3 separate regions of the Homo sapiens genome follow, and regions 1 and 2 are each linked to region 3. Evidence: chromatin contacts called from ENCODE Hi-C or POLR2A ChIA-PET data. All regions are on one chromosome and are shown on one strand. Each heading gives the region's core, a stretch centred on a gene start or an enhancer-like site at or near the end of the contact. The rest is flanking DNA. Distances are from core to core; before and after follow the strand shown. Region 1 has its middle 11 kb from the start of WNT7A. Region 2 overlaps SLC6A6 (solute carrier family 6 member 6). Region 3 holds the start of TSEN2 (tRNA splicing endonuclease subunit 2).

Region 1 (2,790 bases), core at 263-2,762, 1.4 Mb after region 3:
CAAGCTGCCACTTGGCTTCAGCAAAGTAACATTCTCTGGCATATGTCAATTATCATTCATTTAAAAGTTAGATTTTCTGGTGTTTATGTTAGTTTATATTTCATCTGGAACTTGCAGATTTTAATAGCATAAGAGCCTACGCTTAGTTTTATGATAGTACATATCTAAGCAATGGTGTACTAAAAATTAGTTAAACCACCATTGAGTGTGTTTATTGGCCAGGGGGAGTAGTGTACAAGTTTCCCCTTTCAAGGAGCCCACATATCCCTCCAGCTTGAGAAACAAATCCCTGTTGATTTTGAAGGACCTCTGCATTCTCATGGTTTGTGAGCCCATGGATGGATCATCAGGTGGATGGGATTGTTTTAATTGAATTTGAGGTAAAGACCATTGTGAGGCCATTTTATACCAAATACCACCCGGTGAATATGTGTGTGTGTGTGTGTGTGTGTGTGTGTGTGTGTGTGTGTGTGTGTGTGTGTACTTTATGTTCTGCTGGCACCAGAATCCCCTGCAGGAGGGCTTGTTAATGCTCAGAGGGATGCCCACTGCCCAGGTTCACATTCAGTCCATCTGGGACTGAATGAAATGCACCCCAAAATGTGCATTTCTAACAAGTTCCCAGGTGATGCTGATGGCCACCCTTAGAGATCCAGAAGATCATCATCTGTGGGCTGGGAGGCAGGACTCAGGTCCACTGGCCTCTGTCCAGCCTGCTCTGGAATCCTGGGTAAGCCCCTTGTTCTGGGTGAGCCTCTGGACTCCCTACTTCCCATTCCTGCAATAAGAAGCTGGGACAAGTCTAGTGCCTCATCCAGGAGCAAGCATAAGCTCTGACACCTGGTTTGCCATTCGGAGTCTAAAGCCTGGTGTCTTATCAGTGAAGTTTCATGTCCACCCAGGAAGCCCCTGGAGCAGGAGGGCAGTGGCAGTCTTAGCTCCCTGCTTTGGGGAGACAAGCTGCGGAAACAGAAAGGCACACTCCCACTCCAAATCCCATCTCTGGCCCTGTGACCTTGTGCAAGTGACTGGTCTCCAGGGCTTCCCCTCATGTTGTAGGGTCACTGAGAAGTCCCTTCTGGAAAGCACCTGGATCTGGTGGGCCCTCTCAGACTCATCTGTGCGCTCCCAGCCACACTTTGCCTCACCGGCCGCTGGCCATCTGCCCGTGGGCTCCTGGTCACCTCGGGAGGAGAGCACTTATCACCATTCCACCCCCAAGGTCTTCCTCAGGATAATCTCCGGCCCGGGTGATTCATCTCATGGGCTGGGCCCTTCCTCTCGGGCCTGAAATATCTCCCTCCCCTCACCATTCCTGGGTCATGCCTGTGCCCCCAGCCATGTGACTTCCTCTGGGGACTGGCCCTGGGCCCCTGCCCTCCTGCCACCCCTCCACTCTCTAGCTAGCGACCCATTCTGGGCCTGCCATATCAGGCAGGGCTCAGCTGGGAGGGAGGAAGCCCACAGCTTGTTGTGCTGGGGAAAAAGTGCATCCCCACGTCCGGCCCCCACCCTGGCCCAGCCACACCTCTGCCTTTAGTGGGCTGGGCTTCCGGCACACATCCTGGCATGTCCTGGCCTGTTTATCACTTAGTTGCCACCTGGCGCTCTGCCCCTCATGCACACACATTCCCTGGGAGGCTTCTGGGGCTGGAGCAGAGTGGTTGGCCAGTATATCCCCCAGCTTTAGGGAGGCTGCCTTTCTCTGGAGCTAAGGATGGCTTTTTGGAGAAGACAGATCTGATCATATATCCCAGTTTCACTGTGGAATTACTGTGTGACTTTAGGCAAGTGAGTCTGCATCTCTGGGTCTTAGTTTCTCTGATTTTTAAATAGAAAGATAAATACCTTCATCTCCAGTTGTTGTGTGGATTAAATAAGATAATTACAAACAGACTGATGCTTGAACCCTACCTCCAACCACTTAAATCAGAATCTCTGTGGAGCATATAAAAAGCTTTCAGGGAGGTTCTAAGACACAGCCATGGATGGAACCCACTAGTATGGAATAGTTAATGGCTGAAGCTCTGGACTAGACCAACATGGATTTGAATTCTGGATCTGTTACATAATTATGGAGCCTTGATAGATTATTAGCCTCTCAGAGCTTCTGTTTACTTGTGTGTAGGATGGGGATAATAGTAATTACTTCCTAGTACTGTTATGAACATTAAATGAAGTAATAGATACTAGGTACTTTGCACACAGTGACTATTCCCTAAGTAAGTCAGGTGAGGAGAGGACAAGCCCTTCGTTCACCAGTTTACACAAGGCAGCTGGCTCTGTGCCTGGTCCCTCGATGGTACTTCAAATGAATATCTGTAAATGACTAAGTGTAGCTGTTTTCATTATTGTAGACTAAAAAGTAGTGAAAAATCTCAATTATCCTGAAGATAAACTTTTTCTGTCTTGTGACTGACTTTAGAAACTACATCTCCCAGCATCCTTTGCAGCTAGGGGCAGCCATGACTTTGTTCTGTTGAAAGAGATGTAGGTGGAAGCCCCTGGGCTTTCAGTTCCTTGAGTTTCCCCTTCCTCTGGCAGCCATCTTGAGAAGGACGGCCAAATGGAAAACAAGAAGGGACACGATGGCATGGTTGAGCTGCCATAGCAGCCCCGCAGCCTGCCTCTGGGCTTTTTTTTTTTAAGTGACAGAAAAATCTATTATTGTTTAGGCCTCTGGGTTGGGGGATTTTTGTTTCTAGTGGAAGAAAAACAGATGCATTGGGCCTCCTCATTGTCCTACTTTCTGTTCTTAGTCCTCCGTGTCCAAAAAAATCTAGAACCAGT
Region 2 (2,844 bases), core at 142-2,641, 2.0 Mb after region 3:
AGGCAGCATCCTGCTTAGTCCCTGGTCTTGTTTTTACCCTCATTTTTTACCAGTGAGGAAGCGGAGGCACAGAGAGGTTGTTACTTGCTCTGGGTCACACAGCTTAGTCATGGCCTCAGCCCAGAATCTGGCTCTGGAATGGGCAGAAAAGTGAGGAAAGGAGAGAGATGCCTGCTGTGGAAAGGGCGGGGCAAGGGGTCCAGCCAGGCACTTGATTCCACAGCAAGCCTAGTGGGCAGGGAGTTGTTTAGGCCTCAGTTTTCCCCACCTGTAGAATGGATGTCATCCAGGTCTCTTCTTGCCCCTGTTCTGGGACTCTAGGAGCTGCTTGCCCAACCCGCTGATCAGTTTGCTTAACCAAGAGGTTTGCTGAGAAACCTGGCCCAGAGATCCTTCTTAAAGGCCAGGTATGTGCTAGGCAGTTTGGGATGGGAGAAGCAGGCAAAATAGGAAACAGACAAGGACCTGGCCTCTTCCTAAAAGCATGGCAGAAGCTCCTGAGTGGTTATGCCATTGACAATATGAGATTTAAATCATTGTTCTCCACCAGAAAGAGACATGTAGGACACTGGTTGTTAAATTGAGAAGTGCAGGGTCTGCAGGACGGCAGGGCAGGTGCAGAGAACTCTCGAGCCTCTGGGAAGGTTGCCCAGGAAAAATAGAGGCAAGGGCTTGACTTTCCCCAGAGCCTTGGACTGAGGTGGTAGATGCTGGGGGAGGCAGCATCTGCAACTCAACTCAAAGCCCAGCTGGCTGGTGCTCAGGGCACCGGGAGGGATGCAGAGCAAGATATAGGGGTCCCCATTTGCAAGCAGTGCAGAGACCTCTTTCTAAGCTTTGCTCGGTGCCGGAGGCCCAGGTGGCCAGGTGGGAACTCTGGCCTTGAGCCTCTCTCTCCTTTCCACCCGTGTGTGTAGCCTCAGCCAGGCTGCTCGCTTCCCTGCGTGAGCCTCAGCTTCCTTTATCTATAAACTACCAAAGTCTCTTCCACAATAGGAGTGTTGGAGAATAGGAAACTGTGTTCATAAACAGCTCAGCCCCCAGAATAAGTCCTCACAAATCTTAATATTAAACAGGGAGACAGCAAAGGGATATTGTGGCAAGCCATGGCATCGCTGGCACGGGGCTGCACCTGCCTGCGTGTGTGTCAAATCTGACCAGGTGATCTGCAGTTGGTTTCAGGCACAGCTGGCTCTGGCTGTCACCTCTGGAACACAGAGACAAGGAGAATGTTTAGCTGGGCACAGGGAGAGGCTTCATCCCATAGCCTCTGTATCAGTCAATTCTAATCACTTGTAGCTGTAATAACCAAAGAGGAAGCTCTTAAAATGGGGAATTATGTATCTCGGCTGCTGCAAAATAACCCTGGGCCCAGTGCCAAGGAAAACAGCCCTTGTCGGCGGGTGCAGGGACGCCTGTGGAGGAGGACTCGCTCCTGAGTACTCACTGCGCAGCGGGGTGACCACTTGTGTGTGTGTGAGGAAGCTGGGGTGACTGGCCTAATTGCAAGTTTGCAGAGGTGCACAGAGATACTCCGGGGACTCCCTGGAGGGTGTCCTCTGAGGTCAGACTGAGCCGCAGAGGGACAGTGGAGGCTAAGCTCCTAAGGGTTTGGATACATCACGGTCACTGTTACTCCCAGCGGAGTGACCTCAGGGCGTCTCTTGTCATCTCTGGGCCTTATTGATCTCACCCTGGGGAGGATGAAGGCTTTATATACCCCAAGGCCAGGGGTGGACTGGATAGTAGTGATAGCGGTAGTAAGAGGAGATAGTCTCAAGTCATAATGTAGTTGCTGTGCATGGAGTGTGTGCCACATCTTGTTCTAAGCACCTCCTGTGCACCCCCCCTCATTTAACCCTCACAACACTCCCACAGGGAAGGTACAGTTACCCCATTTTACAGATGAGGACACTGAAGACTAGTGGGGTTGAGTGACTTGCCTTAGGTCACCTGTTTGGGGAAGTGACTTTCAGCTTCTGGGTTGAGGCTTATATTCTGGTCCCTGTAGGGGCCAGGGTGCCTGGGGCAGCTGGCAGGGAGCCAGGGGGCTTTTTATACTGCGGCTCCAACAGCCAGTGGGGAAGGTTCAGAGGGGACTGAGCCTGAGCAGTAGGAGGGACTAAAGCAGTTCTGTGTGGCCCGTGTCCCAAGGAGAAGGGGAGAGGGAAGATGGGGCCAGAGGGTCGGCAGGGGCATGTGCTGGGACCTGGTGGGCAATGGTGAGGAGCCTGTGTTTTCTTCTAGGGGTGAGCAAAGGGTTGGGCGGGGGCATGAGGACCTGATTCTGCTTTTTAATCTGCCTTCAGCTGCTGCATTGAGAATAGATCAGGGGCGGGCAGAGTAGCAGCAGGGAGACCTGTGAGGAGGCTGCCACAGATGCCAGTGCAAGGGCTGAGGGGCCTGTAGCTCGTGGTTGCCATGGCGATAGAGAGCTGTGGGTGGATGCCAGGAATGTACAGGCGGGTCTTGCTGGAATGGGCTTCTTCAGGGGCAGGGCTGCTGGCTGTGTGTTCTTCAAGGCAGGTGGACCTGTGACTGCAGCCCCCACAGGTGGAGAGGTGGGTGCACCTTAGAAATGAGGAGTTGGGAGACCCCCACCATGCCAGGCACGTGACAGGTCCCCACTCTGCCCTGTTGAAAACCCCCACCCCCATCCTGGCTCAGCCCCAGGTGGTGGGACGATGGGGTCCTGAGTGTGGAAGGGGGTGGAGGCTTCATTTTGTAGGAAATCAGAGCCTAGAGCAAAGGGACTTGGGGAACCCCAGTTGCTCCTCCTCCATGTTTCTAGAGGGTTCTCGAATATTAGTGTGGCAAGTGGGTCTGTGTGCCCAGAGGGCAGAG
Region 3 (2,825 bases), core at 204-2,703:
CACTGAATGCTGCGACATGATCTCACTCTACCAAGAGCAAGCCCACAGTGCAGTTCAAAAAGGGCCAGGCAGGATGCAGTGGCTCAAGCCTGTAATCCCAGCACTTTGGGAGGCCGAGGCGGGAGGATCGCTTGAGGTCAGGAGTTTGAGACCAGCCTGGCCAACGTGGTGAAACCCCGTTTCTACTAAAAATATAACAATCAGCCGGGCGTGGTGGCAGGCGCCTGTAATCCGAGCTACTCGGGAGGCTGAGGCAGGAGAATCACCTGAACCTGGGAGGCAGAGATTGCAGTGAGGTAAGTGAGCTGAGATGGTGCCACTGCATTCCAGCCTGGGCGACAGAGCCAGGCTCCGTCTCAAAAAATAAAAAGGGCCAGAAAAACAGGGACAACACATGCCATGCCAGACTACTGCAGAGCACAGAGGCAAGTCACCCAAGCAGGTCTGGGAAGGCAAGAAGTCTCCTGGAAGAGGTGATATTTGAGCTGAGACCTAAAGGCTGACCAGGAATTACTGCAGCTAACAGAGGGGAGGGAACATAGAGGCAACAGCATGCGTGAAGGAATGGAGGCAAGAACATTGGCAGAAGTCCAAAATTCAACATCCATCATCACATCTAGCACCATGAATCTCTCCAGCAGTATTTGCCACACTTCCTTGCCATCCTCCTTTGCCTCCTGCTTAGTCTGTGTGGTGGAACTCCTGTGATTCATATTTGGGAAAGTATATATTGGACTCCCCACAGGGCTCCTTTAAAATAACCAGGTCAGGAGAAACTTACACTTCCTATTGCACTCCAGTTTTGCTCATCTCCCGTAATTCTGATGGCCCATTTTTCAGTAAACTCAAGCTCAGAAAGGTTGTCAGTCATTCAAGCTCACGCAGCCAGTGAGGGGGGAAAATGGGGATGCAGAGCAGGTGGACCTGCCGCCTATTGTCCCTTAACTGCACAGGCAGTCTGGGCACACAGAGGCTTCTGGCCAGGTGTCTGCCAGAGAAAACGTCCTTGCAAGTTCCCCGCATGCTGCAGCGTACACAGGTGCGCTGCTGTGATCCTCTTTCTACATTGAGAAAGATGAGATCAGTTTCCTCAGGGCCATTTAATAAAGTCCTGTCGGTCGCCTCAAACATCCCATCCACCGAGGGCCGAAGATTCTAGGTCTCTCCCACCTCCCACGTGACTATGTGACATTTGACGGGTAACTGCATCTCATCTGTAAAATGCGTCTTGCAGGATCGTTCTGGCTTCCGTACAATCCTGCAGAGAGCAGCAAAGCGCGCACGCAGCCTCCGCCTCATACTCCGCAGTGGCAGAGCTGGCGCACAGAACACCCGCCAGCCGGCCGTGCGCAGGCGCACTCCGCCAAGTCCCGACGGGAGCTCTGCGGCTGCGCACTCGGCTGGCTTTGCGGCCGCACTGCTTGACGGCAGCGGTGTCCGCCCCACGGCCGGCGTTGCCGGGGTAACGGCGAGCGCGTGGGGCCAAGAAAGGTAAGGGCCCTGGGCGAGGAAAGCGCGGCCCTTTCCGAGTTTGGTGTTTTGCAGCGAAAGGAAATCTCGCTCTTCCGAAAGTCCTCCAGGGCGAGAGAGGAAAGGGCCTAGGTACTGTGCTGGGGTCGCACAGCCGGCCGAGACAGTGCCGGGACGGGGAGCCAGGCTTCCGAGTGCGCCCGGTCACTGACTCCTCCGCGCTTTCCTCGTGCGCCTGCAGCCCTTGGTTCTTGGAAACGCCGGCGCCTTGTTCAGGGCTGGTGGGGCTGGGGCGCAAGGTGCAGCTGACAATGCCCGAGAGGAGCCGCAGCCTCTGGTGGAGTTCGGTCGGGTGTGGGGGTAGTCAAGGAAAGAAGCAAAGGGGTAAGACAGGGAGTTAGGAATTGGCGGGGCCCCTAACGCTGTTGGGGTGCGCAGTTTATTTTATTTGCAGCTGTCGTCTGGTGAGCGCTTTCCACGTGGTAGGCCCCGAACGAAACGCCTTCTGCAAAATTATGCATTTAATCCTGACAACAACTTTCAAAGGCTGGTCATCTGTTTATATGGCTTATTCTCAGGTTCTAACTTGAAAGCTCCCCAGAGGCAGGATTGTTTACCTTGTGCCTTTCATCCTTGCCTCCCTAAGCCCAGGAGGTGCGCAGATGGAGCTTGAAGCGTGTTTTGGTTGGGAGAAGGTGAGATTTGCTGGGTAGGAGGTTTTTTAACCAGGTTTGTTTGGCACCTAGTCCAGGAAGGTTGGAAAATTAAATGGAGCCACCTCTCCCTTTTTTGTTTTTCTAATAGACATTTACCATCACCTAAGAGGTGTTAGCCTGTGTGCTCGAGGGAAGAATAAGAAACAGACTCTGCTTTTAATAGAAAGTAAGAATATGCAGCTCTGGAGTCAGGTTGCGCAGGTTGGGGAAATAAGAAGTAAAGATTTCTCAGGGGTGCGCCCGGCCCCTCCGAGTCACTTTCCACATCTGTACAATGGAAATAAAAATAGTCTTTACCTCCGGGGGCTACTGGGATTAAGTGAATTTGAATAGACCTTGCTGTTACCAGTGGTTAGCTATATGTTAAAATCAGCTGGGTCCACCCAGGAAATTCTGATGTAATTGATTGCAGGTGAGGCCTGGGCATGAGGAGTTAAGGGTAGGTAAGCTTGAGGGCCACTGTGTGATGTACCACTCCCAGGTTTAATTTTCTTAATCTGCATTTTTCAATCATCATTCTAAATAACCTGCAGTGACTCCAATTCCAAACCAACCTTTGCATCCCAAACCTCTTGACAACTGACCCAGTCTTTCCTATATGTTTTTGTGCACCTCAGGCACCGCTCTTCTTTCATATCT

Evidence for each region. Hi-C counts contacts between places; a loop is a spot of excess contacts on that map. ChIA-PET counts read pairs that join two places held with the same protein, here RNA polymerase II (POLR2A). Pooled maps may share reads with other maps.
Region 1: a loop to region 3 is called in a map of CD8-positive, alpha-beta T cell, with 6 times the contacts of the local background. The contact joins the enhancer-like site here to the promoter of TSEN2 in region 3. A Hi-C loop is called at or near these places in 2 of 168 maps with a recorded cell type or tissue (CD8-positive, alpha-beta T cell and ascending aorta) and 6 of 50 pooled maps.
Region 2: a loop to region 3 is called in a map of CD4-positive, alpha-beta T cell, with 5 times the contacts of the local background. The contact joins the enhancer-like site here to the promoter of TSEN2 in region 3. A Hi-C loop is called at or near these places in 1 of 168 maps with a recorded cell type or tissue (CD4-positive, alpha-beta T cell) and 5 of 50 pooled maps. POLR2A ChIA-PET finds 5 or more read pairs at or near these places in 1 of 52 experiments (GM12878).

The regions. Positions count from the first base shown.
Region 1 is chr3:13,889,404-13,892,193 of GRCh38, forward strand. No RefSeq gene overlaps it. Among named protein-coding and RNA genes, the nearest start is that of WNT7A, 11 kb to the left of the region's middle. Within about 2 kb of position 1,513, at least 7 of the 41 ENCODE cell types and tissues checked have a DNase peak (open chromatin) inside an H3K27ac peak, as active enhancers do; they include CD8-positive, alpha-beta T cell, where a contact is called at or near this core.
Region 2 is chr3:14,438,287-14,441,130 of GRCh38, forward strand. All of the region lies in intron 2 of SLC6A6 (solute carrier family 6 member 6), which reads left to right. Among named protein-coding and RNA genes, the nearest start is that of SLC6A6, 37 kb to the left of the region's middle. RefSeq lists an enhancer at 1,111-1,611. Within about 2 kb of position 1,392, at least 16 of the 41 ENCODE cell types and tissues checked have a DNase peak (open chromatin) inside an H3K27ac peak, as active enhancers do.
Region 3 is chr3:12,483,027-12,485,851 of GRCh38, forward strand. It overlaps TSEN2 (tRNA splicing endonuclease subunit 2), which reads left to right and starts at 1,454. Exons shown (of 12, transcript NM_025265.4): 1 at 1,454-1,854. RefSeq lists an enhancer at 1,378-1,797.